Regions from separate parts of the Mus musculus genome. Here all the other regions are linked to region 4. Evidence: chromatin loops called from intact Hi-C (ENCODE). Cell type or tissue: left cerebral cortex. All regions are shown on one strand. Region 1 holds the start of Gucy1b2 (guanylate cyclase 1, soluble, beta 2). Region 2 holds the start of Gm35307 (a long non-coding RNA gene). Region 3 has its middle 41 kb from the start of Dleu7. Region 4 overlaps Dleu2 (deleted in lymphocytic leukemia, 2). Region 5 holds the start of Spryd7 (SPRY domain containing 7). Region 6 has its middle 7.3 kb from the start of Gm35307. Region 7 overlaps Rnaseh2b (ribonuclease H2, subunit B).

The links. A loop is a pair of places that touch in the nucleus more often than their neighbours do. Peaks named below come from ENCODE experiments on the same cell type or tissue, not always from the same donor. Only the 100,000 strongest peaks of a DNase experiment are listed, where the experiment ranks them.
Region 1: a loop joins it to region 4, with 8 times the contacts of the local background. A loop is called at or near these places in 13 of 42 quality-filtered maps.
Region 2: a loop joins it to region 4, with 2.0 times the contacts of the local background. A loop is called at or near these places in 18 of 42 quality-filtered maps.
Region 3: it touches region 4 in a loop (7-fold over the local background); 13 of 42 quality-filtered maps call a loop at or near these places.
Region 5: it touches region 4 in a loop (2.7-fold over the local background); 9 of 42 quality-filtered maps call a loop at or near these places.
Region 6: a loop joins it to region 4, with 3 times the contacts of the local background. A loop is called at or near these places in 18 of 42 quality-filtered maps.
Region 7: it touches region 4 in a loop (2.4-fold over the local background); 4 of 42 quality-filtered maps call a loop at or near these places.

Annotation. Positions count from the first base shown.
Region 1 is chr14:62,455,960-62,459,959 of GRCm38, reverse strand. Gucy1b2 (guanylate cyclase 1, soluble, beta 2) reads left to right here and starts at 3,671. Exons shown (of 17, transcript NM_172810.3): 1 at 3,671-3,884. The coding sequence starts at 3,762. It overlaps Gm41172 (a long non-coding RNA gene), which reads right to left and starts at 3,493. Exons shown (of 3, transcript XR_874685.1): 1 at 3,403-3,493; 2 at 2,254-2,332; 3 at 780-962. In left cerebral cortex, CTCF peaks have their summits at 184 and 2,320 (motif pointing right); DNase peaks (open chromatin) are centred at 2,337, 2,857, 3,557, 3,800 and 1 more place; H3K4me3 peaks cover 1,647 bases.
Region 2 is chr14:62,032,507-62,036,506 of GRCm38, reverse strand. It overlaps Gm35307 (a long non-coding RNA gene), which reads right to left and starts at 1,640. Exons shown (of 3, transcript XR_383481.2): 1 at 1,551-1,640. In left cerebral cortex, no CTCF peak of the experiment used is centred here; a DNase peak (open chromatin) is centred at 1,607.
Region 3 is chr14:62,250,414-62,254,413 of GRCm38, reverse strand. No RefSeq gene overlaps it. Among named protein-coding and RNA genes, the nearest start is that of Dleu7, 41 kb to the left of the region's middle. In left cerebral cortex, CTCF peaks have their summits at 2,004 and 2,208 (motif pointing right); a DNase peak (open chromatin) is centred at 2,229.
Region 4 is chr14:61,649,189-61,653,188 of GRCm38, reverse strand. The region is part of intron 1 of Dleu2 (deleted in lymphocytic leukemia, 2); the gene reads left to right. Among named protein-coding and RNA genes, the nearest start is that of Mir15a, 19 kb to the right of the region's middle. In left cerebral cortex, a CTCF peak has its summit at 2,437 (motif pointing left); a DNase peak (open chromatin) is centred at 2,435; H3K4me3 peaks cover 370 bases; H3K27ac peaks cover 1,133 bases.
Region 5 is chr14:61,554,957-61,558,956 of GRCm38, reverse strand. It overlaps Spryd7 (SPRY domain containing 7), which reads left to right and starts at 2,071. Exons shown (of 5, transcript NM_025697.4): 1 at 2,071-2,436. The coding sequence starts at 2,331. It also overlaps the pseudogene Gm4118. In left cerebral cortex, CTCF peaks have their summits at 2,010 and 2,692; DNase peaks (open chromatin) are centred at 1,307 and 2,022; H3K4me3 peaks cover 2,340 bases; H3K27ac peaks cover 1,464 bases.
Region 6 is chr14:62,040,140-62,044,139 of GRCm38, reverse strand. No RefSeq gene overlaps it. Among named protein-coding and RNA genes, the nearest start is that of Gm35307, 7.3 kb to the right of the region's middle. In left cerebral cortex, a CTCF peak has its summit at 1,628 (motif pointing right); DNase peaks (open chromatin) are centred at 1,275 and 1,625.
Region 7 is chr14:62,332,589-62,336,588 of GRCm38, reverse strand. All of the region lies in intron 1 of Rnaseh2b (ribonuclease H2, subunit B), which reads right to left. Among named protein-coding and RNA genes, the nearest start is that of Rnaseh2b, 2.5 kb to the right of the region's middle. In left cerebral cortex, a CTCF peak has its summit at 2,497 (motif pointing right); no DNase peak of the experiment used is centred here; H3K4me3 peaks cover 288 bases; H3K27ac peaks cover 286 bases.

The sequences.
Region 1 (4,000 bases), 810 kb before region 4:
TGAGCATCTTTGGGGGATGGGGGAGAATTCATTTTTCAACCATACGCGTCCAGTATCACAAGATGTCACCAAAGACTTGTCACAGGAAAGTCTGAGTTAGTCGCAGAAGGCTGGCTGGAGCAAGTTTTCTGACTCTACCGGTCTCCTCTCTCCTCTCGTTCTCCATGGTTAGCTTGCAGTCACACCAGTGAGCGCCACTCTCTAGCTCACCAGCAGGTGTCCTCTGGTTGTGCTCACAGCGACCTAACCTGAGTTCGTCCACTCACACACCAACACGCCCCACTTCACTTGGACCTGCAAGAGGGAGAACGTAGCCTGGGCTACTGTCCGCAGTGCTTGGAACCTCACTAATCACACCTTGTAGATGGCTTGATGGACAGTTGGTCTGAATGAACAAAGTGAAGAACTCAGATAAGGTCTGGAGACAGCAAGGGGCATCACTGTGTAAAGAGTCTGGGGAAAAGAGAGGGATTCGGGCTAAGGCTGTGTGATGGTTTGTATATCCTTGGACCAGGGAGTGGCACCATCTGGAGGTATGGCCTTGTTGGAATAGGTGTGACCTGGTTGGAATGGCTGTGTCACTGTGAGTGTGGGTATAAGATCCTCACCCTAGTTGTCTGGAAGTCAGTCTTCCACTAGCAGCCTTTGGATGAAGACGTAGAACTCTCAGCTCCTCCTGCACCATGCCTGCCTGGATGCTGCCGTGCTCCCACCTTGATGATAATGGACTGAACCTCTGAACCTGTAAGCAGCCCCAATTAAATGTTGCTTTTTATAAGACTTGCCTTGGTCATGGTGTCTGTTCACAGAAATAAAACCCTAACTAAGACAGGCTGTATTGCGCATGCTCTGTGCCGGAGGCTGTGAGGCAGGATCGAAGCAACTCAGAGCTTAAATTCATTCATGAGACGCGAATGCCGAGCAGAGTGATCAGAGATGCCCGACACGGACTGCGGTGAATCCTGGAGCAGAAGAGCAAGATGGATGTGAGAGATGAATGAAAAGCAAGCAGTTAGCATTGTGGGTGTGCTGAGGACACGTAAGGTCTTATTTATCCCAAATATGAAGCTAGTATAATCATGATACTTTACTATTGTTGTTGTTATTACAATTATTATCATTACGATCTCCTAATAGTTTAGATTATGACTTTGAACCATTATGCCTAGCTCTGTTATTTTCAATTAAAATACGTATGTGTTTATACATACATGTGTGTGTGTGTGTGCATGAGTTTATGTGGACCTTGTGTCTGCAGGTGCCTAGGGAGGCAGAGGACACCGGATCCCCCTGGAGCTGGGGATAGAAATAGTTGTGAGCCACCTAATGTAGCTGCTAGCTCTAAAACCTGGTTCCTATGCTAGGACAGTGAGTGGAGGCATCCCTCTAGCCTCTCTCCCCCTTTTATAGACAGCCTCATTATGTAGCTGATAGGTGTAGAATGCAATGCACAGAGTAGGTTGGCCTAGAACTCAGAGAGATCCTGCCTCTGCCTTAAAGATGTGGTTAAAGATGTGTGCCAACATGCCTGGCATCATTGGCCTCGCTGTCTGCCTGAGATAAGACCCAGGCTGGACTCAGACTCTCTGTTCTGTAATGATGCTGGAACGTCAGTGCACCTCACATGCACAGCTGTAACGTTCTAACTTAGAGTGCTGAGGTGATAATTAGATGATCACTGCCTGTCAGAGTGCAGGGCCCATAGTCATCATTAGCTGGTTATAATGAAGGCATATTAATTATCACCTAGGCTATTCATTTTGTCACACACTTAAAACAGTAGTGGAAGAAACTTTCTAAGAATGCTTTTCTAAGCGCTGCTGGAAGAAGAATGATTTAAGAAAATCACTTTCAGGAAGACACTGTGATGAAAATACCCCACCCCACCCCCAAAGTCACAGGCCTGTCCCCTCCCGGACCGCCACCTCCCTGTCTGTAGATGATGCTCCTGGATCTAGCTCCCGATGTAGAATCAGGTCTGAGCAGAAGCAGGAGTCCTCACAGCAGCAGCTGAGGCACAGTGGGCGTGGTCACTATTGCAGCTAACATTTTTCAGGTTTTCAAAGCATCTGCATTCAAGTGCCAACCAGTTGTTTGCAAAGTACAGTGTGACCTGTTTGCAATCAGGTCACCTGATTTCTTCTTTATCAAGTAAATCAGATTCAATTAAACTCGAAAGAGACTGAATTTGGTCTCAAATGAGCCCCTGCACATCACAATGCTTTTAGATTTATGAACATCAATCGCCCTTACCTTACTAGGATCTGTAGGTATACATAACTTTGGCCACACGATGGCGCTTCGCGTCCAACAATTCCTGGTCGGCCACCGACTGAAATTTTAAAAAGCAAGTTGAAGAGAGGATGAGGTAGAGCAGGTTCACGCCGCCTGGAGGCGAGCTGGGCTCGTGGGTGAACGTCCTCACTGTGGAAAAAGCCTATGTTTTTTCTGGCTTTCTGGATCCCAAGCGAAGGCGCTGATGCGAAATGAAAGGAGTAAGTGCCCAAGTCCCGGTCCACATGCAAATCAAAACTCCATCTTCCAGTGTACCTGATTGAGAGAGCTTTTATCTATCTATCTATCTATCTATCTATCTATCTATCTATCTACCATCTATCCATCCATCCATCCATCTCATTTATTTTTGAAAGAGTCAAGTATTATTGACTTTCCTAGAAAAGGGATATCACTTGATTCACTAAGCTGCTGCAGTGTGGCAGCTACAAGAAAACCTCTGGTTTCTCTGCACCACTGTTTTGTCTTTCGAGGGAGTTAATGGTAAGAGGACCAACTTTACAGGGTCACAGTAAGGAGGAAAGGAAATTACGTAGAATCTAATGACATTGCTCACACCCACTGGTGAAAACCCAGCAGTTTTGTGTGATTTATCCTAAACCAGGAGGAATGTGCGGGACCCAGTACTGCGCAGCGTGTGGTTAAAAGCAAATGATTTCCGTAGCTGTTGTGATGGGTCTAAAGCACGGCTGTCCGCTGTGGCTGTTTAGGGGGATGGACTGTCTTCTGGGATTGGCTCCTCTGACTTTTGCATGCTGAATTAATAACTATTGAGATAGGTCTGGAAGAAATGTGGAGCCTTTGTTTCAGACTGTATTTATCATTATCATCATTATTAATAATTATTGTTTGTTTCTGAGAACGGGTCTTACTGCCTTGAGCTCCCCATTCCCCTGCCTCAGCTGTCCTAGAGATTACAAGCACCAATCACAACGCTGCTCTCCCGACACTCTTGTTTCATTTTGTTTTGTTTTTAAAGACAGGGTCTTGCCCTGTTGCTCAGTCTACTATGGAGAACAGTTTCCCTCCCCAGTGTTCCAAATGGCAAGGCCAATAGCCAGTCCCATGGTGACTGGCTGGAAAGCCTGGCTTTTACCCCAGCCTTACCTTTAGCCCACTTATCCCCACTTAGCCACCTGTCAGTGAGATGTTAGCCACGCCAGGGGAGTCAATCAGATAGCGTACAATGCTACACAGATGCAAAGGGAAAACAGTCAGTCAAACCAGAGAAGGGTGGGACTTCTCCGCCCGCGCAGATCCTTGCCCCTGCGAGATGCCTTGTCCAGCATTGCTTCCTTAACCAATAGCTAAAGCTTATTTAAGCATGTGGTATCCTCTAAACAATGAAAGCTTGTTTCTCATCGCACAGGATGCTAAGTCTGTCTTGCTGGGTCAGCTTACATGTAATCAGAAGTGTGTGTGTGTGTGATGAGGTTGTATTTACAAACACCTGTCTAATTGAAAGGATGGTGATGTCTGAAGTGTTGTGTGCTGAGTATACGCTAAAAGTTAAAATGTCAGACACAGCAGACGGTGTGCTGTATGAGCCTCTGCGAGCGGAGTTTAGGAGCAAGCGAACCCATCTACAGGTACAGTGAGGAGCGCAGTGGGAGAGGTTGGGGGTGGCTGAATAGGGGCACCAAGGGAACTTGCTGGACAATGCAGACACTCCATTTATATCTGGGTATGAGTTATGCTAGCATAT
Region 2 (4,000 bases), 380 kb before region 4:
GGATTAAAGCCTTGGGGGACAGCAGCAAAGTCACTGAGCCCCGGGCTTCAAACCTGCATTACTAGAAAAAGGTGGCAGGGAAGACTGTCTAGCTTTTGTGTCAGAGGTCTCCACTGATGGCTTTTGAGCACCCCTGTCATTCCCTGACCTCTCCCAGGTACAGCCTGCTCCCTTGGCACTACCCCAAGTTTACACATGCAAATGAACACTCAAATGTCCTGCTAGGAGCATCCTGTGGGGCCAGACTAGTTCTCTATCATCGCTTGGATCCTAGCTCAGGATCAGCTCATGTGGAGGAATGAGGAGAGAGGTACAGATGCCAAGGAAGCACGGTGACAACAGAGAAGAGATGTGTGTTTCTCTCCCCGTCCTACAAAGTCATCAGATGTCCCCACCTAAGCATATCCATCACGATCGTTACTTGGTTGAAAAAACAAGGCAATAATACTATGAAAACTAATATTGAGCTAGAATTTGTCCACAAACCAGGTCCTGTGCTGGGTACTTGCTTTCCGCTTGCTTTTTCTCACTCTAGCAAGCTCATATTGCTACCACAACATGCCAGCGGTTGGAAACTAAGGAGTGAGTGTTTTAAAAGACTTAACACAATGATACAGACACAGTGGATGACTACAGGGATGCACAAGCCTGAAGCCTGCATCCCGAGTGAGAAGCAGTCTTCATATATGTTTAATGTCCCAACTCCTGGAAAGCACTTGGTAAGGACAAAAAAGGAGCCTTGTGTGTGAAGGTGTGCAGAGGTCTGGCTGGAAGGAGGTTTGAAGCAAAAGCTTTGCTAGCAAGGACAGGCAACTGGTGGGCTTCCCCATGGGCCACTGGGACCCTGTCTGATCCATTTGCTTTTGCAAGCATGGGCTATCATTTAAAGACATGGGCTCCCCGGGGTAGAAAACCACTTGGGGCTAGCGGCAGTGAGGCCGTTGTGTCTGTGGGAGTGGATCAGCCCACCCTGTACAAACTGGGGGTGGGGGTGGGTTTTTAGTGGGCACAGTGAGGGAAGTGGACTGAGATGTTTTTCCCAGAAACAGCAGTAAGAAAGAAGTTGGCACTCCAGTGCTATGGGGGACAAAATGGGGTGGTGGAGACATTGAAATGGTGAGCTAGTTAGTGCTGCCAGCCTCAGATGCTTGTAAAACCCAAAGAAGTGCAGCAGAATTCACTAGGGACAATAAGCAAGCAAGTCATGGTCACAATGGTAGTCTAGCATCTCAAAGCCACACAGGTCACCAAGTCCTAGCCTTTGCTACAGTGTAACACACACACACACACACATACACACACACATACACACACATACACACACATACACACACATACACACACACACATACACACACACATACACACACATACACACACATACACACACACACACATACACACACACATACACACACACACACATACACACATACACACACACACACACACATACACACACACACACACACACACACACACACACACACCCTGCTCTCTCATCCAGGTTCCCCTTTTATACCAAGACTATCCCAGCTACACACACTCACCAGGCACCTGCTGCCAAACTGGCCTCCGCAGCATAGAAGAAATGAATGGCTGGCTTTGTTTGCACAGCCTCACAGATCTCTCTCAGAAGCAGAGCCTCTCTCCAGCCCGCGGCTGTGAGCCCCAGAGCCAGGACCCCCTGTCCTAGGGCCTCTCTCTCTGCACGTGGTGTCTGATGCTGCACACACTTTCCACCCAGCATGATGTCCTGGTGTTCTGGGTCTCTTAGTGTTGGCTGCTGCTTTCTTCCAGGACCACTAATTGCTTGTGCCTGTGAGGAAATTGCTGGTTAATGTCAGCTTTAAGGTTCTTCACAGAAGACGTTGTTATTCTCCTTCTTTTCTCTTTCTCTATTTGCTTCCCTTTTCTTCCTCTCACCTGTCAGAACCTGGAATGTCAGTTTTCCTTAAGAGTGAGTTTCTTAAGGCGTGCTATGTGAGAATATACTGTTCTAGAACCTGCTTCTAGGTCATAGGGTGAACTGTGGGAAGGGCTGGGGTGCTAGTATCCAACCTCCAGCCAAGCTGATCCTGTGAACTTTAAACCAAGACCGCATGCTGGTCTCCTAGCACCGTCAGTCTACCTGTTTTAGTTAGCATTTGTTGCTGTGGCAAAACACTGGCTAAGAGCAACTTATGGTCCCCGTCCACCATCAACAGAAGTCAAGGCAGGAAAACCTGGGCCAAACAGAACAAAAGCAGAGAACAAGGGGAAAGGCTGCTTACTGCCTTAATCTCTACTTCTGGCTAGCTACCTTCCTTACGTAGATCTACTACCACTAGCATAGTAGTTTGGGCCTTCTCCATCAATTGCCAGTCAAGAAAATGCCCCACAGATAGACCCACAGGACAACCTGATGAAGACAGTTTTTCAGTTGAGCTTCCCTCTTCCCAGGGGAGTCTAGTTTGTGTTCAATTAACAAAAATTAGTCAGCACACCACCTCTAGACAGTTTTTGCCCTCTCCAGGGTGAACACTCAGAGAAACAAAACCCCACCCTGCAATGGACTCTGTCTTCAACCTGTGTCTTCACACATAGGTAGCTCCAACAATCTCACCCTCTGTCCATCATGGCAAGGCATGGTGACATGCTGAGGCACAGCATAGTATGTATAGCGTAGCAGTGAATGCTCCGGTTTCAGTGGCTGGTGGTCCCATGTCATAGAGGCTTGTTAAAAGGAGCAAGGAGAGGGCTTTGTGGATGCGTTGAGGTTGTCCATGGAAGCTACCGCCATGAGAGGCTAGTTCCAATGGCCAAAAGAACTGGGAATCAGGTTGAAACACATTTGGGCTTAGAATCAGAACACTTAGTTTTAAGACTCCCCAGCTGTACCACTGTCGTGGCTTTACGTGTCTGGGAGCTACAGCTAGCTTTCTTACTGGACAGTGAAGCTCCTAATCTTACCCTATGCACTCGAGACCTCATTCACAGCACATGAGGAAATGTATAAGACATTGCTTCATATATTGGACAGCAGTCAAAACAGGGCAGAGAAACCAAATCACAGGAAAGAGAGTGAGAGTCAGACTTTGTCATCTCTGAGATGCTGGGAAAGTGTAAGGCTCGGTAGCTCTTCCCAGGGTCCCAGCTTTCTTCTGGAATCTTCAGCCATGAGAGCAACAGGAGCAGCTCTACTCTCATTAGTGATAAAAATAGCCAATTCTAGGGTCCGCTGTGATAGAAACCAGCTTGGATTGCATGCTTGGAATCATTGCATTACTAGCCCTCAGAATGTGTGAGTAGTCCTCCTCAACTTGTTGGTGAGATAGTTGGTTGAAACCAGGCTGCTAGGAACACCTATAAGGTGCTATGAAGAAAGTAGCCAACCAATATGTGTTTCAGTTTACCCACCTGTAGAATGGGAATGACCACCTACCTCATCATGTAATGAGAACAAAATTAATAGTTAAGGCACAGGACTTTGAATACTACTTGACATATTATGGTAAGATAAATATAGCTGTTCATTCTTGTCTAAAAAAAATAACTGAATTTTTAAAAAACCTGTCTTAAATTATGGAAGGAAACGGATTCCTTTGCTGTAATGGAGAATGACAATTTGATTTGAATTCATGAAATCCAGCCACATAAAATCCAAGCCCTGGTCCCCTACCACACATTAGTGTAGAGTGTCTTCCAAGCTGAAATCAATGGTATCATGGGGCTGAATGGGACTGAAATATTGAGCATGTTCCCTTTGATTCTGGGGACACGGTGGTGATGTCTCTTCTTGCTGAGGGAGCCCGAGACTAGGTGCCAGCATGCATTACGGCAGAATCTATAGCCCTAGGCCTGAGTTAATCTCTCTGCGCTCGATTCCTGAGCCTTGCAGGTGGATGATAGTTTGACCAGAGCTGTCACCCAGAGTAGAGCACAGAGCTGACACAGAAATCTTACAACTTGATATTCTGCAGCTTTGAGAAATTACGTACATTTATTTCATTTTCATTTA
Region 3 (4,000 bases), 600 kb before region 4:
AAATTAAAAGGGGTCACGTGACGTTACATGTAACTGAATGATACACTCAGAACGAAGTAGATGTCAGCAGTTGGTCTTCCTTGAGAAGCAAACCTAAACATCAGGGTAAAACTTCTTAGGAATATTATTCGAAATTATAAATATAAAACAATTTAACAAAGTTGACAAAGAATTGAAACTTGTGGTTGAAACTGTGCTACCCAGTAAAGATAACTGCAAAACAGTTGTCACTCTACAAATTCTCTAGCACTGTAGTCAGGTTAAGGGGTAATAAGGTGAAATTCATTTGAATAATATTTTGTGTTTTGCTAAACAGATCTATTTTCCGATCAACAAGTGATATGCAATACCACAACTGAACTATTTCCATTGTTTGTATAAGAAATCCAGTATGCCGTTTATATTTATTGTAAATCATAACTTGTGCCAGCCACATATTAATATAAAATATTCAAATATCCAAATATAGAAATCTGTAGGGAAAAATCTAACAATCTAATAACAAGGAAAAATGTCTAGTATTCACTAAAAGTGAGAGTTTCACGTTAATCTAGTAGAAAATAATTTCACTGCAGATTGACAGAGACCAATCCATTTTATAATAAGCTGAGCCCAGGGGTTACAGGGTGGGGGTGGGGGTCATCTTATCTGCTGGTGTCTGGGATGTAGCTCAGTGGGTGTCAGTATCTATCCAGGTGACCAGTGAACACATCTCTTACCTAGTACTTCCAAGTCTAGAAATTTTCTTATGATATGCTTGCAAATGGTTTACGTTATCAACAAATTACTGAGTTGTTATTTATTAAATAAATACTGCTTAATATTATCAATAGAGGACAGGTCAAATAGATTTCACAGCACATACAGGACAAGGTCACTATGAAACAAAAGTGAATGGGGAAATATTTGAGGTCACAAGATGAAAGATGTACATTATATTGTTATAGGGGGAAATGAACAAGAAATAGGTAAATAAAATGCAAAATTACATGTACATACACACACACACACACACACACATATATCAAATACACCTGGAAGGACCCATTTGTAATTTGTAACTTGGAGTTGTGTAAACCCTTCATTTTTTTACAGTTAGTACTCAAATATGTATTACCTATTCAGAAGTTAAAACATTTAAATATATTTTAAAAGGTGTTGGAGAAGCAAACACATATATTGCGATTATTTTATTTAATTTAAGAAAAAAAACACAGCAAATCCCGGTATTATCTTCTGTGTAAAATAACAGCTCAGCCATTGACATAAATGACGTCCTTTCCCAAACACAAACACTTCACTCAGATCAAGGGTTTGACATCTGAGAGTTGGTTTGGGCCTGAGTTTTCCTCACAGCTCTAGCATCTGCTTAATTGCCCCATCAGCCCCTCTTAATTGTCTCTGATGTTCTGTGTCTAGCGGACCAAAATGGAGAATGCTTTCCAGTGATAAGCTGTGCTAGTTGTTCTTGAGTATTGCTTGCTTGTTTTCTCTTCAGAGTTTTGCCCTGTGGCAGAGGCTGGCCATCCTCCTGTCTCAGGCTTCTGAGTGTTGAGATTACAGTGTGTGTGTGTGTGTGTGTGTGTGTGTGTGTGTGTGTGTGTGTGTACAATCTTCTTTGCTGACCTTGCCCTGAACCTCTCCGGGAAACCCTCGCTGGTTCCCAATCCCGACTGCCCCTCACAGTGGGTCCCCAGGGGCTCTGGTCACACTAGGCCTTACTTGTCTGTCTATTGACTGACAGTCAAGACACTAACTACTACAAGCTTGGCTTGGAGGTGCAATTATTAACATACTAGTTGAAAATGAAGTTGCAATGGCAACTTCATTAAATCTTGGAATTCAAGATTTAAAAAGTAACTGTAAATCAGTTGGAAGTTGAGTAGCCACCACTGGAGGAACGGAAGGATCTATACTTCTTGGATCACTGTGAATTCAACCTTGTGCTTCCAAAATTGCTGTAAGGACAATGAAGCCACATGAAGTCTGAACCATTACAAGAAGGTATCAGAATTTAATGCTCGATCAGAGTTTTCCAGAAACTACATATGCATCCACTGGGAGATGGATTAATAGTCATTCTAAATTTCAATCCACAGTGCATTGATTAATCCCACCCCCACCCCAACCCTGCTCTGTGGACTCTGCCCACCTTATATGGCTGAAGTCGAGTAAAAGGGATGAGATGTTTCCGTACCAACCAGAAGAGGGCAGTGTTGAGTCACCGATCTCATTTGAACTAATCATGTCAGCAGGGCAGCACACAGCCTTCTATCTCCTTCCCCATAAAACAAGACAGAAAAGGGCTACACAAAGTTGGAAAATACAGGCTTATAGACACAATGCTGAAGGTTGACATGCTGGAATGATGTAAGATTGGGAGTGGGAGCAGGTGGATGGATGGGGAAAAGATGCTGTATAAAGTGGGGGCTACCTGGTCTCTGCTGAACAAGCTGATCTCGTTAGCTGTGGGGTTTTAATATTTGTTTTCTATCTATCTATCTATCTATCTATCTATCTATCTATCTATCTATCTATCTATCTATCCAAATAACTATCTTTTACCTACTTACCTACCTACCTATTTATTTAGTGGTGTGTGTGTGTGTATGTGTGTGTGTGTGTATACACGCACATGTACATGTGCCTGAGTGTGGAAGTCAAAAGACAGCAATAAGTGCTTACTTTCCCTCCTGTGAGCTGAAGGAGTTGAGAGGGGTTGGATGCAAATCATGAGGCTTAGTGACAAGCACCTTTACCCACAGAGCCATCTGGCTGGCCCAGGGATGGGAATTTTAAAAAGCAAGGGTAAAAGGGTCTTCTTGCAAGTGATATGTATCTCAGGGAACAAATATTTGATGGTTTCTCTTGGTTGCCAACTTGACTACATCTGTAATTAACCCAAACTCAAGCTACTAGGTGAAGGATGTATTTGATTGGATCATTCGAAGTGGGAGGACCCAACCTTAAATCTGGGCCACACCTTCTGCTGGTAGCCTGTACAGAGGACTTGGAAGAAGAAAGTTCTTGTTGTTTGCATCCTTGCTCTCACTTTTGCTGGCAAGTTCAACCCTTCACTGGCATTAGAACCTACTTCTTCAGTGTTCTGGTGGATATTAAAGACCATCTGTGCCGTCCCGCCTCATGGACAGAACAACCATTGGACTCTTGGGCTTTCTCTTAGGAGACAACCATTGTTGGAACAGCCAGACCCCAGCCTATAAGTCACTCTAACAAATCCCATATCTATCTATCTATCTATCTATCTATCTATCTATCTATCTATCTATCTATCTATCTTATTTGATCAATTGTATCTTATTGTTTCTCTAGAGAACCCTCCCTAATACAGAATTCTTATTTCTAGAAAGTTGTAGTGCCTCCCCAAACATTCATGTTAAATTGAGTCACCCCCACGGTTTAGCTTGCTAGCAATCATTTCCTAAGCCTTTTCCCTGCTAACCTCACACAGGTAGGGAGTTGCAGGGCCCCAGGCTGCTTGCTGCAGAATTATCTATCAGGTTATTAGGAGAATCTCAGGCAGTAGGAAACAAAGAGTTATCAATACCATTGATGGCTCTCTCCTCACCTCCTCAAGAACCACACGCCCACTTTCCATAATGCAAGGATGTGAGAGTACAAAGAACCGAGTGGAGTGTTTTCCAAACTAAACGCTTAAGGCTCTGGGTGGTTTATTCAGCCTGGCTGCTTTACTGTCCACTGCTGAAGCGCTTCGTTTGCAGGAGATGCACAGTGTGTTTGCCCTGCTTGAAAGATTCTGCTAGTGGCTATGTTCTTCATGCTCAATGCCCTTTCTTCACCCAAGGACAGTTTAAGAAGAGTAGGTTGCAATTAGTACATTAAAATTACACGTAATGGGAAGGGACCCATAGTCCAGAGTGTCTAATCTCTTTGGTTGGTTGGTTTGTTTGTTTGTTTGTTTGTTTTTCCTCATTTTTTCCTAATCTCTTTTGAAAGCAAGGAAACTTTCCAACAGCAA
Region 4 (4,000 bases):
CTGAGGGCTGGGGATTTCATTTCTTTTATCTAGAACTTTATGTCACTATAGTTGTCTTTAAACTATATGTAATTTAAAATTAAATTTATATCCTTTACAGATTATAAGATTTGTATATAAATATTTGTGAGCATACACACACACACGCAAATATATTTTGCAGGACTGTCTCCTACAAGCTGCAAGAAGCAGATAATCCAGTACCAGTAAGCATACTGAACCTTGCTCCCTAAGATCATTTTCCACTAACATGGAAACAGCCCTCTTAAAAAGGAAAAGGCTTATTCCATGGAAAAGCAAACTTAAGTAAGAGATAAAAATGTACTATCTCATTATACAAGCAACTAAGGGAGTGCTTTTTAAAAATAAAAATGAAGTAATGTTAACAGAAGCTACAAAAGAAAGTGCTTCTACTAGTTACACATAAGACAATTTGAATATCAAAATAATTATATAGTTTAACCTTAGAGGTGAAAGGCAATGGTATATGTAACCTACCCTAAGTGATTCAGAAAAACAGTACACAAATATACAAATAAAATATGGGCAGAGTGGCTGGAGAGATGGTTCAGCACTTAAGAACACTTGTGGCTTTTGTACAGGATCTTTGTTTGGGTCCCAGCACCCACAGGTTGGCTCACAACTCCAGTTCCAGAGGATCTGATACTGTCTGTCTTCTGACCTCTAAAGGCACCAGACATAACATGATGTACATAGGCAAAATATGCACATAAAAAATCTGAATTTTGAAAAATATTTGTAGATGGACATCATAAATGAGAATAAGCAAATATAGAAGTGGAGAAACAGGAATTCAAATGTACTCATATAGATTCTGAATAGTAAGCAGGGAACCAGAAGGGCTTTGTTTACAGGAGAGTACTATAGGCTGAAACTGAAGAGGGGCTGTGGATTTGTCCAATCATCTTGCATCCATCATATAAACTATATAAGCAATTATGAATGCTGAACATAAAAGGAACTTCTGATGAGTGGGATATAATGTCCCCACAAACTGCTGTCTATTTCCAGGAATGAAAAAAGAGTAACTATACAGTGGTCACACATTGACAAGGGGATCAAAATTATGATCATCAGTGAGTAATATATGGGTGTCATGTTCTACAAGTGACACTCTGAGGGACAGGCAACAGAGTCTGTGCAGTACTGAAGGCTGAAATGCATAGTCTCCATCTAACTGTAAGGAAACATGGAGTGAACATTATTCTGAAAATGTGTGACTCTGTATCCTTCAAATACATCAAGGACTTACAAGACAAAGAGTGGAAATTTTCCAGAACAAAGGATGCTAAAAGAAATAGGACAATTAAAAGCATTCCCTGGCCGAGACAGGCACCTGTCAGGGAGGGAGGAATACTATAAAGGGCCAACCTCAAAAATTGTAACATGATGGTAAAAATGCTGTTCAAGTGTATGTTTATCAGGCTGTCAGGAAATGCACTCCCAGGAATATAGACATGAAGAGCTAGGACCCATGTTTGCCTGTGAAAAGTTCAGAAGAAAGGGGGCGGGGCACAGGCAAGTAATGTATATTTAGGGAGAAAGAGAACTTGTTTCCCTACAAGAGGCAGCAAATGATCTAATAACATTTTATAGATTTGAAACTCTAGTTGGTTTTTTAACAACAGGAACATAAAAGGGTGCTGAAAACTGGGTACAGAGGTATGCACCTTTACTTCCCGTACTGGGAAAGCAACAGGTAGATCTCTGTGAATTTGAGGTCAACCTGGTCTACATAGTGAGTTCCAAGACAACCAGAGCTATATAGAGGAGCCTGTCTAGGAGAAAACAAAAAGCAAGAACAATAGACCTAAACCTGCAAACCGCTAAGCAGTGTTTAAACAATCTGTGGTTTTCAAGTTACCATTCAAAAGGGTTTCTGATTCTGACATTGAGTCTCTCTTGAATGAGGGTGCTTTTACAGTTTTTAACTAAGTTAATATCCTGAAGTCAGTGTTCCATCAGTTGCACTTCCTATGTGAAATAGTAGGAAGGCAGGGGGTGGGGGGTGGGGGCTGAGATGTCAAGACCTGTTTTCCATAGTATCCACATTTACCGTTCGCTCGCTGGTGATTGCATTCCAGGTTTTAAATGTGGCTTGGGTCCTACAGAAGTATAGAGAGTATTGCTGTATACAGAGACTTAAACTGAGTGGGTGGAAGTGGGCAGACAGAGATGATAACGCCTTTCTAGAATACAGATGGGAATGTACACCCTGATATCCAAATACTAATTACTATCTAAAGAGTGGGATTCGTTAGTCTCATAAGGTGTGACATGTTTTGGAGTTATAAAATTCAGATTGGACATTCTTCCAAGCTTTTAAATCCTGAGTGTGATGATCTGATAGAAAAATCTTTTTTTTTTCCCTTTGAAATGTAACTCGGGAATGTGCACCCTCTTGTGGTGGAAAGATCATTTTCCCCAGTGGCTTTCTGTTGACGCACAGAGCTTTGTTACTTGAGTTTGTTTTCTCCCATTTTAATGACTCAATGAGGATTTGTGGTTTGTTAAGATTTTAAACGAATCTTAACTATATGGGACTTAAATATTCTAAATGAGATGGCCATATAAGTTTTAGTCGGAGCAAACGTAGATGGCCGAACACTATTCAGCCATGTCAGTCTTGATCTTGGTTGCTAAAGTCTCTTCTTTTCCAGTTGTACCTCACTGATGCAAACCATGGACGCCTTCTCCAGTGCACTTCCTCTTTGGTGCTTAAGTTTCATATCCATGGCTTTAACGGACATAATAACAAGATGTATCTTTTTTTTATGTTCAAAAGTTACAATTCTGCAGGGTGTGGTGGCACAAACCTGTAATCCCAGCACTCAAGAGACTGAAGCAGGATTATCAGCCTGAGCCTGGGCTACAAAATTGAGTTCTAGGCCAGCCTCAAAGCCATAAAGAAGATATTTTTTAAAGTTACAATTCATCACAAGTTGTTTTTATAATAAAAACTAGAGCAAACATAGTAATATCCCTGATTTTTAAACTGTTGGGTTCTGTTTTGAAAAGCAACATTTGATAAGGCTGGAGAGATAGCTCAGCAGTTGAGAGCACTTGTTGATTTTGCCAAGGACCCAGGCTTAGTTTTAGCATAGTTCCAGGAAATCCCTCCTCTCTTGATGTTTGAAGGCACATATAAGATGCACATACACACATGTAAACAAAACACTCACAGTCATTTTTTAAAAATCCATGAGAATCAAGTGAAACATAACCAAACACAGCCCTATAGTCATCTAGGAGCAATGGCAGTTTTTCTTTTTAAAAACTTCATCTTAATTAGCCTAGTGGAAGGGACAATGTCTTGCAAGCAAAGGATCAAAAGATGCTTTTGTAAGAAAAATTAAAATATTAACTTCATTTTTTTTGTCCTGTTATAGAGTCATTTTTAAAGGCGGTTTACCTAGCTTGCTCTCACCAGCTGCAAGACGGCAGAATTTATAATCGGAACATCAGGTTTCAATAGCCATAAAACAAAAATAATACCTACTTCATAGAGGTGTTGTGGGCAGTGAGACACCTGATCCACAAAGCGTTTGATAACAATGCGTACCACATTATCAGTACCCAGTGGCTCTTACAACTTTTTCGGGGCTTCATACAACGGGAAACCTATCTGGTGAGTCCATAATTTACTCTAGCACTATTTTTTTTTTCTTTTGGAAAAGTACCCTAGTGACGTCCAAAAGATTGTACATCTTCGGCTCCAATCCAGAACCGAAAGCTCCGTCTCCAGTTCAGAATCCAAAGGCTTGTGCATGGTGGGCTGGTCGCACACCTCGAGGTCTGGGGTGGAGGGAAACGTCGGGGTGTGACAGCCGCCCGCTGGTCGTGTGATTGAACCGTAAAATTCCTACCTCGTGAGATGGTTCTAGGCTTAGGTGTGACAGATCTGGGAGGCGCTGGCGGAGGGCGAGAGCACGACAGCGATACGCGGTTTTAAGTTCCTGAGCGGCCACCCAGGGCTCGA
Region 5 (4,000 bases), 94 kb after region 4:
TTTTTTTCTCAGTTGCTAATACTACGCCATTTGCAGCTTTAATTCCCACTGAAGGGGCCCCTCCAGCTACTGCAGCCAAAGCATATTCAATCTGGACAAGCTTGCTAGATGGGCTGAATGTAGTGTAGTCAGCAAGAAGCTGTAACTGCGCTCTGCCATCTTTACCTGGAAAGTCGGACATAAAACAAATTTTATTTACATATGTTATAGCAGATTAGCTAATGTGAAGACTAATGAAACATGCAAAAAAAAATGAAGCACAAATTTGCATTTTTTAACCGAATATTTTTAGAGGGTTGTAACCTTAATTTTAAGTTTAAACTTTAAAATCTGAGATGCTAAAAGATGTGGTGAAGCAAATAAAGGGCTGGAGTTGGACCCCTGGGGTTTGTATCATACTTTGTATATTTTCTACCTTTGTGAAATTGCACAGTCATTTAACCTATTTCTTCATCTATAAAGTAGGGACAGTATTGAGCTTGAAATGTTGCAAAAAGTCTATCGTGTGGTGTGTGTGTGTGTGAGAGAGAGAGAGAGTGAGAGAGAGAGAAAGAGAGGATTATCAAGAGTACTTCAATAGATATAGAGGCAGTGAGGGAGAGGGGATAGTCTGAAATTATTTTAGCAATTACTTTGGGTATTAATTCTGTAATAACTAAGTCTCAAAGTAAAAAAAAGCCTTGGATATCTCCCTTAGTATCATAATATTTATTTATGTATTTGTTTATATTTTATGTGCATTGGTGTTTGAGGATGTCAGATCCCCTGGAACTGGAGTTGCAGACAGTTGTTGTGAGCTGCCATGTGGTTGCTGGGCATTGAACCCAGGACCTCTGGAAGAATAGCCAGTGCTCTTAACTGCTGAGCCATCTCTCCAGCCCTAAAAATATTTTTATAAATAGAAGAAACCAAAGTCTGAAATTTTTCCCTCATCCTATGGCTAAAAATCTCAATAAAGTATATTTACACTCAGGTGACTAAAAGGTTATGTATGGGAAACCATTACTAAAGAATTGGGAATTTTTGTTCAGTTTTCCAGGATTTGATGAAGACCCAGAAAACTTCCAGGGTGGGAATCTTATCTTGGAAGAGAGGTTTGAGCCAGATTCTGTTGGGACACCATGGGGTGTGAGGGATAACGACAGACAGATAACAAGTGACCCCCACTGGGGCCTTCCTTCGATATGGTAATAGGAAGCAGCAGACCCCCGTAAGAGCTGAGTTTCTCTTCACCCTCTCTCAGGGCATTCCCTTCACATTTCTAGGAACCATTGGTGCACCAGAAAGCTGAGTAAGACTGTCTGATCGGAAAGCAAGCCTGAAGACCTGAGTTCGATTCCCGGATCTCCAAGGTAGGGGGAAGAAAACCTATTTCTGAGAGTTGTCTTCAGACCTTGCCGTGGCACGAGAGCGCCTGAACGCACGTCCTGAGCACGAATATACAATAATGACTTTTTAAAAAGTCGTCTTTCGGCCCTGTCCCGACCCCTTCCCGTAGTCCCCTCATAAGGGTGACTGCTTGCAAGTCCTGGGTCCACGCAGCAATCAACCCAATGATAAACGCCGGTGCATGGAAAATGCGAAGAGCCTCGCCGCACACCCAAAGACCGGGTCCTCGGAGTCTGCGTGGCAGGATGCGGAGAGCCGGAGAGTTCCGACGGAAAACTCCCGGGCGTTTTATTAGCTCCATGCCCAAAGGAGGTCTGCCGATCCCTAAAAATCACTGCGGAGCCGCCCCAGGCAGCTACCAGTAGCGCGCCGACACAGCACGGAGCTACTACGGAGGCTGAGGCGGTCAGGGCTGGAGTTCCAGACCCTATAAACAGCACAGAAGGCCCTGTCAAACCAGCAACAACCACAGCCGCAGGGAATCCCGACGACTCTCAGCTCCACCATTCACCTGCCAGCCACAGGGCCTAGGGGAGGACGCCGCAGCACGCCTGCGCACGCCGCCACGCCCACCCCATGTCAGTCAGGCCACTGGCCACGCCCACTTTCAGAAACCCGGACCTTTTCCCCAACTCCGCCCTCTTCCAGGCGTCAGGCCACTGGCCCCGCCCTCTTTCAGTCAGTCAAGCCCGGGCCCCTGCTCGGCTCTCTACAGCGCCCTGCCCACCCGCCACACCCTCTTTGACTTGGGCTGGCCGCTGGCCCCGCCCACCTCCCGACACCGCCCCGCCCCTCCGGGCGGTCCTCGCTCCTTCGCCGGGGGACCTCGCCTCAGTCTCCGCTTCGCCTCCCGGCCCTGGCGTCGCTGTGCGGGCTGCGAGGCTCCCGCGACCCAGAAGCACTCGGGCGCGGGCGGAGCGGTGGGGCTGTGTAGCTACGCCATGGCCGCGTCGGCGTGGTGCTGCCTGCGCTGCTGCAGGGACGGCGGGACTGGCCACATTCCTCTCAAGGAGATGCCGGCCGTACAGTTGGACACGCAGCACATGGGTAAGGGCCTCCCGACTGGACCCAACCGCCCACCGAGGGCCGAGGGAAATGGGGCGGGGACCACGTGACCACGCAGCCCCCTGTGGCCTCTCTGGCCTCGGTCATCGGGCATGGGCTGTGCCAGCCTCCCAGGGCTGAATCTCTCAGAGAGGAGTCAGGTGTTCCCAGGTGAGGAAGCGGGGGCGCTCGCCCGCCCGCCCGCCATCAGTGCCCGGGTGTCGAGTGTCACCTAGTGTTTGCTGAGTCCTGTCTTCAGCACTATCAAATATAGGCTGAAGCTTGTTCTGGGGGAGTAATTTTCCCCTCACTTCCTGAAGCCCAAACAGGGCCGGTTGCAGAAGCCTGGAGTAGAGCCTCAGGTCGTAACAAGCCACTTCCACTAAAATCTCCATTGCTGGACACCTTAGTCACTGTTGGGAACGCTGTAATTTTATCTGACTCTCGCCATCGGGCCAAGCGATTGCAAAATAGAACAGTGCTCCTTCTCATCCATTTTTTTCCAGTTCCCAATGGCTTTATAATTAATTTAATAATAATTTCTCATCCAACATTCCCCCCCCCCTGTAGCATCTTTTTCTACATAGGATTACTTCAGTTCTTAGACCCTTTCCAAGCTTCTGGAATATTATCCAGGCAGATTTCCCAGAATAATTATTTCAGTTAGAGTGCTGTCTTTTTGTGTATTATTACAATAAACTAATGCATTTTTTGATTTCCCCAAATACCTCATTGTCTAAAAGACTGTATTTAAGTAACACAAGCATTCTTAATATCTACAACAAAACTCTTTTCTGCCCAGATAATCTACAAGTCTGGAAACATTGCCCATTATATTTTCTATTGCAGTACTATACGCAGTCGTCGTTTACTATGGTGTACAGTGCCACCACAAATTTACAGTCTCTAGTACAGAATTTCAGTACTAAATACCTTTAAGCCCCTATCCATCACTATAGACAGTGGATGTTCAGATCTTGTACTTTCTCTCAGGAAACATTTCTATTTAATTTATTCACTCAATGAATATGACTTTTAGGTGATAAGATACTGTATTAAGGGCTGAGATAAGACTGCAGGACTGTAGTGACTTTTGAGCCCATGCTGTGCTGTCTATTATGTAGAACAATCCTTATTCCTGGCCTTTTTCTTTTAGGAAGAACTAAGTGACCCATTGTATCTTTGCAGTTTCCCTTTCTCCTGTGCTATCCAGCACCCTCAGGTGCTGAGTGAAGAACCGGGATATGGTCTCTCAATTTCTTCCCTTCCGTGGAACTTTTTTCTTAACCTATTTTACAATAAATTGAAACTACCTTCAAGCTTGATGTGAGAATCACAATAAAAAGGAAGAGAAGTGTTGAGTTAGAAGAATGATTCAAATGCGGATTGGCCTTAACTTGAAAACATGGGAAACATACTGCTTGTGTTCAGCATAAAATTATACAACCTAAGGAATATATTTGGAGCCCGGCGTGGTGGTGTATGCCTTTAATCCCAGCACTCGGGAGGCAGAGGCAGGCAGATTTCTAAGTTCGAGGCTAGCCTGGTCTACAAAGTGAGTTCCAGG
Region 6 (4,000 bases), 390 kb before region 4:
CATTTAATAAGAACTTAGAAATAGATTTAACATGGTAACTTATATACAAGGAAATTGCAAAACACCACTCAGAGAAAGAGCATAAATAATGTTAGCTTGTCTGTCCTCACAGACTTGGGATTCCATGTTATAACTCTGTGTCCATAGATCCTTCCTTGTTCTTTTACCAAAATCTCAGCTGCCTTTTCACATAAAAGTTTCAGACAGTCCAAAGGTTGAGTTGGAAATTTGCCAGTCATTTTGGTCACCAGATAGGATTGAGATGCAGAATGCACGCACTTATTTTTAATAAAGAGATGGAGGCAATTCAGTAAGGGCAATGCCATGCTTACAGAGAGATGGTGCTGAAAGAGTAGAACATACTTGAAGGTGAGACTCCCTCTCACCATGGTCAAATGCTAAAATGAGATAGTCCCAGAGTGCATGTGGACCTAAAGGTAAGAACTGAAGCCATGAGATGCCGAAGGCATCACAGCTGGAAAATGTCGTGTCCTGCGACTCAGCCAATGAGTTCTTAGATGTGATACCAAAAGCATAAGCAACAAAAGAGACTGAGATATTTGGACTTGATTAATAATTAAAAGATATTTTGTTTTAAAAATATTTCAAAATAATAAAAATAATCATAGGATATTTAAAAAAATCTATAAATCACATACCTGGCAGGAGTCTAGCATTGGATATGGAGGGAAAATGACTGCAATTCAACCATAAAGAGACAAATTTCCTAATTAAAAAGAGACAGGGGGTATAAATAAACATTTCTCCAAAGAAAATGTGCAAATGGCCAAAAAGCACCTACAAGAAACCCATAGTCATTAGCAAATGCAAATCAAACCACAGAAAGATTCCACTTGATGCAGGATGATGTAGTCACTCTGGAATAGTTGGGCAGTTCCCTCTCTGGTGACTGGCAGTGAGTACGCGCTCTCCTTCAGGAGTGATAAAAAGACTTGGTTCTCCGAATGTTAAATATCGAGTAACAATATGCATTAGCATTTCACTGAAGGGAATTTAAGATGCAAGATAAAAAGTGTACGCATGAATATTCATCACAGCATTAATTAAAATAGCTAAAAGGTAAACAGAATCTAAATGCCTATTAACTAGTGAATAAATAGGCTGCAGTGATGTATTTAGACAGCGGAATATTATTCAGTGGTAAAAAGAACAAAGTTCAGCTGCAGCACGGGCGAGCCTTGAAGACTGTAAGACAGGGAGGAAAGCCAGATGCAACAGGCAGGCTCACAATCGCTCCATTTTATAGAATGTCTGAAGCTGGCAAGCTCATGCCTGAATGCCATGCACTGTTTACCAGGGGCGGGGGAGGGCTGAGGGGGACTGGTGGCTAATGGTACAGGCTTCTGCTTGGAGTGGTGAAAATGTCTCGGAATCTGACAAGCCATGGGAGTGATCCTTTCAAATAAATGATCAGTGTGCAAGAATTATATCTCCACTAATAACGACCTATCATTACAAATACGCAAATTAAAAGATCTTGCACTCAAGGTTAATGAGACATGGAGAATGCCACTAGGCCAAAGATTAGAGTCTTCCAGAAAACAAAGGGAATCACAATTAGGGACTATCAAAGCCAAGCCCTCATGTTTCCCAAGTGAACAGCAGGGGGAGCCCTCGGTAGCAGAGAGAACTGCAAAACTAATATTTATGATAATAAAGCTAATAGCTTTTGTTCATAAAAAAAACTGAAACAAAAAGCAAATAAGGTTACAAACCCCACTAACAAACTCACTATCCTGGCAACCACTTGTCGATCCATTTGTGCCAATCTCTGCATGGGTGGCACATACCCATGGGTGGACATATGCAGGCATACATGAAGAGCCCAAGCCATGTGGCTTTGAAGCCTCTTTGGTTTCATTTCATATTAACTTTATATTTCTTTAAAATTTTTGAATATCCTTGGGAGTGTAATTTTCTGCAATCTGTAACTGTACTGTAATTCTTTAAACACGTTTTGATACATTTTTAGTTATAAATAACACTACAATAAAGTGCTTGTACCAAAACCCTTAAATATCGTTTTCTTAAAAAAAAACAAACAAACAAACAAACAAACAAAAAAAACAAAACAAAACAAAAAAAACTTCCCTCAGGATAGATTCATTGCAGAGGAATTATGAGGTGAGCCTGCATTTACAACTTTAAGATTTTGGATATGTAACCATATTTCAGCCCTAAAATCTCACATTTCCTCTTGAGGTACATGAGAGTTTCCTCATTCCTGGCTCTAAACAGTTGTGTGTGTGTGTGTGTGTGTGTGTGTGTGTGTGTGTGTCTGTGTCTGTGTCTGTGTCTGTATTGTGCATTTCTGTGTGAAAATGTGTGTACATGTCCTTGTATGTGTGTCTGGGTGTATATATGCCTCTGTGTATGTCTGTGTGTGTATATGTGTCACTGTGTGTGTTTGTGTATTTGTGAACATGTCCCCATGTGTGTCTTTATATAGATACCTGTGTGTGTACATGTCCATGTGTGTCTGTGTGCATATGTTCCTGTGTGTGTGAGTGTGAACGTGTCTGTGTGTGTATCTGTGTATGTGCATGCCTATGTGTGTACATGTGTACTGTGCATGTAGCTATACATGTATATGGAGTCCAGGAAAGGGTGTTGGGTGTCCTCTGATATCACCCTTGGCATAGTCTTTTGAGGCAGGGTCGCCCCCAGCAGCCCCTGTTTCCTCAGCTTTGCAGAGCTGGGGTTACAGCCAGCATAGACTCCAACTGTTCCTAGGTCCTGGTGCAATACTGTGGTCCTCACCATTGCACCGAGAACATCTTAACCACTGAGCCTTTTGTATAGCTGCTGCTTATCTGACCCTCTACCTAAACATATAATTATTGGATTTTTCCCTACCTTTAAATTATGCCCTAATTGTATAGATGTGATCTTCTTCCCATTATATTTTAAACAAACACTGGACTTTATTTTTCAGTGCTTGTTGTCTAATTTTTCCACTTATACAATTTATTTCTTGTAAATAACAGCAATTTTTGTTTAAGATATTAATATTCTAGTTACTGATCCCTGGAAGCTCTCTAAGTGAACCATGTGTTGCCTTCAATGTTGCACTCTTCCTTTGGGTACTTTTTGCCGCATGATTTTTTTTTTAAGTTTGACATATAAATGGTTTTAATTTTGGTATAAAACTTATCTGTCTTCTTTCATAAATCTTTCCCCATTTTCTCTTAAAAACCTATTCAACATGAAGAATTGATGAAACTTCATCATAATTTTCTCTTCTCTCAGCTTTTAAATTTTAATTATTTGATTCATCAAGAATTTATTTGGGGATATGATTTGAACCCCTTTCTATCCTCAAAAAAAAAAAAAGGAATTATGCCAGCACTACTCATCAGAGTAAACTTCAGCTTCATCCAGCAGTCTGAAGTTGCTTTATTATAATAAATGTTGACATACATTTGAGTGTGCTGAGGGACTTGACTCTCTTCTATTGATTGTTGCTCTGGGACTTTTCTGTTAAAGCATTATTAAGAGCTTTTTGTCTTTTTGTTTTTGTTTTTTGCTTTAAGTCTTTATCTCTTTCTTGGTTACTTTCATTTATCCATGCTTCCAGATCAACTTCACAGTCACATTTCCATGAGAATATATCATTTTTCTTATTTTGATTAGGATAATATTGATCACACTTAGTTTGAAAAAATGAAAATTGCCAACTTATTCAATTTCGTCTTTGCTCAATTAACTACAATTTTCTTGCTATATTGAGGTGGGGGGGCTGGCATTTTTAACATTTGTGTCCATGTTTGTTGTGAATTTTTTTGGTTGTCTTTTTTTCTTGGTGGCTTTCTCTCTTTCTCACTAGTGTAGAAACTCCTTTGGCCTTGTCCAAGTGTTAGCCATGTGTAGATACTGCTTCTACTCAAAGTCCAGGAACCAAGGTGTTCTCTTAAAGGATCAGCTCATCTCCTGGGTTTTCTACGTAGACAACCCGTCGGAAACTTCTAACTTTTCTCTA
Region 7 (4,000 bases), 680 kb before region 4:
ATTGCAGATAGATAAAAAGCCACCAGCATTCAGAGAAAGTAAAGGTGGGCGAGTGCACATAACTTGGCCTTGTGGGAAATAAAGTGGAACCTTGAAGCCAGAGTAGAATTGGGCACAAGAGCAAAGACAGTGTTAGGGAAAACAGCGCAAGAAGAAATGGAACTGGGGTGTTCTTTGGCCCTGCTTAAGGTGGACAGAGCGTGGAAGTTAACACGAGCCCACCAGACTGGCTCGCTCTCCCACTGTAGAAATGAGGAAGACAGACTCTGCACGAAGGCAGCAATTTGTCCAAGGACACAGCTGATAAAGCACACAAACCACACAACACACCTTCCAGGTGTCCTTCATTACAGCCAGGCCTCAGACAACACTCACTGAGCAGTTGCTTAACATCCCTGGTAAAGCTCCATGGTGTGACCACCTTTGCTGTCCCCAGGATGCTATTCAAATTCTAAGACCATGGCTTACTTTCCTTTATGAGTTTTTTACTCTGCCCTAGGGGATAAATCTGTGGGAGCCATAAGTTGTTGCTTATTGTTCCACATCTCTTGGAATGATTACTAAGAGGACAAGATTACACCAACAGATTACCCACTGCCAACTGACGGATTCCATCCATCACTCCTGAACGTGCTCCACAGTCAGAAGCAGATCCTACAGCCATCTGAGAAAGGTCAGCGGGGCCCCACCAAGAAACGCTGTATAAAGACAAAGCCAGGTTCACTCGTGTGGAAAATGTTAAATGTGAGCCATGCTGGACAACCCAGAAATGGCCTGCAGGAAATGATGAGCAATCTTCCAAGAAGCTGAGCAGACGTATTCTCAAGGCCACACATGGAGTGGCCAGGTTCTCTACTACCTGCCAAGGCAAGGGCAGCTTTCAACCTACAGGCTTGTTTCTAAACGCAAACATGTGTGCACACAAAGGGAGAAAGGCCCACTTCTATTTCTACCCTGAGTTCATGTGCCAACCCTTGGGGAAGAGGAAAAAGTCATTTGTTTCCTAGGGTCCCTGACAAAGCCTAGAGGAGCCCCTCCTTTGCCCTGTATTTCACACTTTTCTTTCTTTCTTGCCTCCAACCCCCAACAAAGATCGGTTTCTTCGGTTTTACAAAGCCATTAGTCAGAAATAATGCTAACGCAAAGGTCCTCCATCATGAAACAGGAAAACTAGCTTTCCCTTCCATAACTGATTCTTTTTTTTTAAATCTTTTTAATGAAAACATAATTCTAAAATGGGAATTCTTAGAATAGTTTTAATTCTTGCTTTGTTTTGTATTTAGATGTCATTTGTGGTCATCACGATGCCCCAGGCTGAAAAGCTACTGCCCGCGAATGGCTAGGATGGCAGGCAGGGACTCCCCAAAGGCTACCTGTCCTTTATCCTCCAAACAAACTGGCCATTACATCTGGGTTGCCTGTGGAAATGACAAACAAGGAAGCTTCCTTTGGAGCTCTGCAGTACCCAGAGGGAACTCAACAGAACTGAGGACTGGCTCTAAAGCCCAGTTCGATCTGGAAACTTCTTCACTCACGGGTGGGAGGGTGGGGTGGAGGTAGGAGTGGGTGGTGCTGATTAAGGACGTTTTTACTCAAGCTATGTGGGCCTATATACAAGAGTCCTACGTGATTTTCATCTCTCCCCCCCCCCCCGCCCCCAGAACTCTAGGGTTTTCAATGTACACATTTCCTGGGAGGTGAATCCTGTTAACAGTCTTCCCCAACAGCCGCAGGCAGTCTCCTGCCTACTCTAGTGAGCTGATGTGCTCCTGACTAACTCTCACAACTGGCCCAGCTCAGTAGACCAGACAAGTGTACAACAGATTGACAAAAGAAAACCAGTATTAAGAATATGACCTTCTGGAACCTTATAACATGTTCCCAAAGTAACTGGTCTTAGAGTAATTAAACAGCAGTGTAGCATTCCCAATTACATCGGAGGTGCAGTATGCTCATTCCAGATGCAAAGACCCATTCCACCTTGCTGCAACACCCCAGCTTGTCTGTGAAAAGGAAGCTAGCACAGTCCACTCTCTGAGTTCCAGCTTTCCTTTGTCTAGGAGGCTTCAACTTAACAAAACAAAACTGAGAAGTACCCTGTAATCAACTTTAAGATGTAACCTTCGGGACATACCAGAGGCAACTTGAATGTAAATTAAATGTCAAGCCAAGGTTAGCTGCCTGTGCCCTGAATGTATACAAGCTCTGCTCACTTTCAGAACAGTGAACCCTCAAGCAGTCAAGCCTCAGGTGCGGTTACCCAGGACCCCAGCTCCCCAGGCTGGTCCTCGATACAGCAGTTCCGGGGGGTATTAGACCAGCCAGTAACGGTGCTTGAGTCTTTACTAGAAGAGCAAGCATATTTTTGGGTCTTAGCCCAGGACAGACTAGCTCAGAACCTTCACAAATGAAGTCTCACTCCCAGGAGGCCGGTGCCCTTACATTGGAGGGCAGACCCCATAGCTGCTATCAAACGTGTTTGGACCCTTAGAGCCTGCAGGTGGCACTAAAGGCCACCTGGAAGAGCAGAAGTCAGGAAGCCCAAGTTTTAAGTTTTAGAACCCTCAACCACTATCAGCCTAATGAGTAGGTGAGAGAGCACCTTGCCTGAAGGGTAAAAAAAGGTGAGAGGACAGACACCTCAGCTTTGAACAGAAACCAGGTGGCAATGCGTCTCACCCCTCCCTCCCAGTAGATCTACTACACCTTTCTCTTTGAGGGATGCATTCAACATCGAGTCTTTTCAGTTTTGTGCTTGGTACGATTATGACACACTTTAAGAAGGAAATTAATGTCAGTGAAACAGCCAACAAAACAAAACAAAACCCCTCAAATTATTGCAAACTACTATATAGTATTAACATGTTTGATTGCAAAAAGAATGATTAGGGATCCTACTACAAAAATCAAATATACTGATGTAACAGAAGGGTGAAAGGAGGCTCTCCCCTCTCCCAGCTAAACTAAGGTGTTCAGCTAGCCTTCTGATGGCTCACCAACACCAGGAATTCTCACTAGCTGCTTTACCAAGCACTATCAGTGAGGTTACGGCTTAACTGGACTCATCATAGGCAGCTGGAGTCAGGACGAAGCCGTATCAACCACTTCAGAAAACCATTCTGCAGAACTAAAGCTAACCCAACAAGCACCCAAAAGCAGCTTCCACTCCAGGATACAGACACTCCGAAGAAATGAATGCCAATGTCCACCAACAGCCTCAAAAGAATGCTGCCAGAGGTGTAACTCCTACTAGGTGCAAACCAGGAGGAACACCTAATGCCATCCATCCTCCGGAGAGTAGTAGCATTGATATGCATACAGCAAACCAGAAGCAATTTTTAAGAACCAGCCAACAAAACCCATGGAACAGCCATGGATGGATCTGGCAGACGTGGTACGGAGGGAAGGAAGACAGATACAAAAGTCACAGGGGTCCAAGCAGGCAAAACTAATTTGATGACAGAAAGCCTGGGGTTCTCTAGAAGACGGGTGTATGAGCTGCTAGCTGGAAAGCTACTCTTCTTGGTCAGCAGCATACAGGGTTCAGTTGAGTGAGCTGCAAACCCAAAATCCATACACTTGAATGTGTTTAACTTTTTACACAGGAGAGAAGCTGTGTATCCAAAGTAAGTGTCAGGTCGTTACATAAAGATTATAAAAATTATCATCACTGGATATCTATACCCTGGTGAAATATATTTGCTGTAAAAATGCTCTGCATTTGCTAAACTAAAACTCAAAATTAAAGTGACTGGGAAGTTTCCTTCTTCACGCGTATTCTAACATCAAATGTATCATTGTAAAATGACAGAGTGTTTCTGGCTTGCATTCCCTAACCCAAATTTATTTCACTTGCCCTCCTCATATGGCAATGGCTGTCGCATGCCACCACATGCCCTGATAGCTGGTCATCATCTACAGGGACACTGAGTGGCCTGGTTCTGGGATTTTTGACTGTCACCATGTCCTGGAATTGTTTCAAACCACGCTCACATAAACC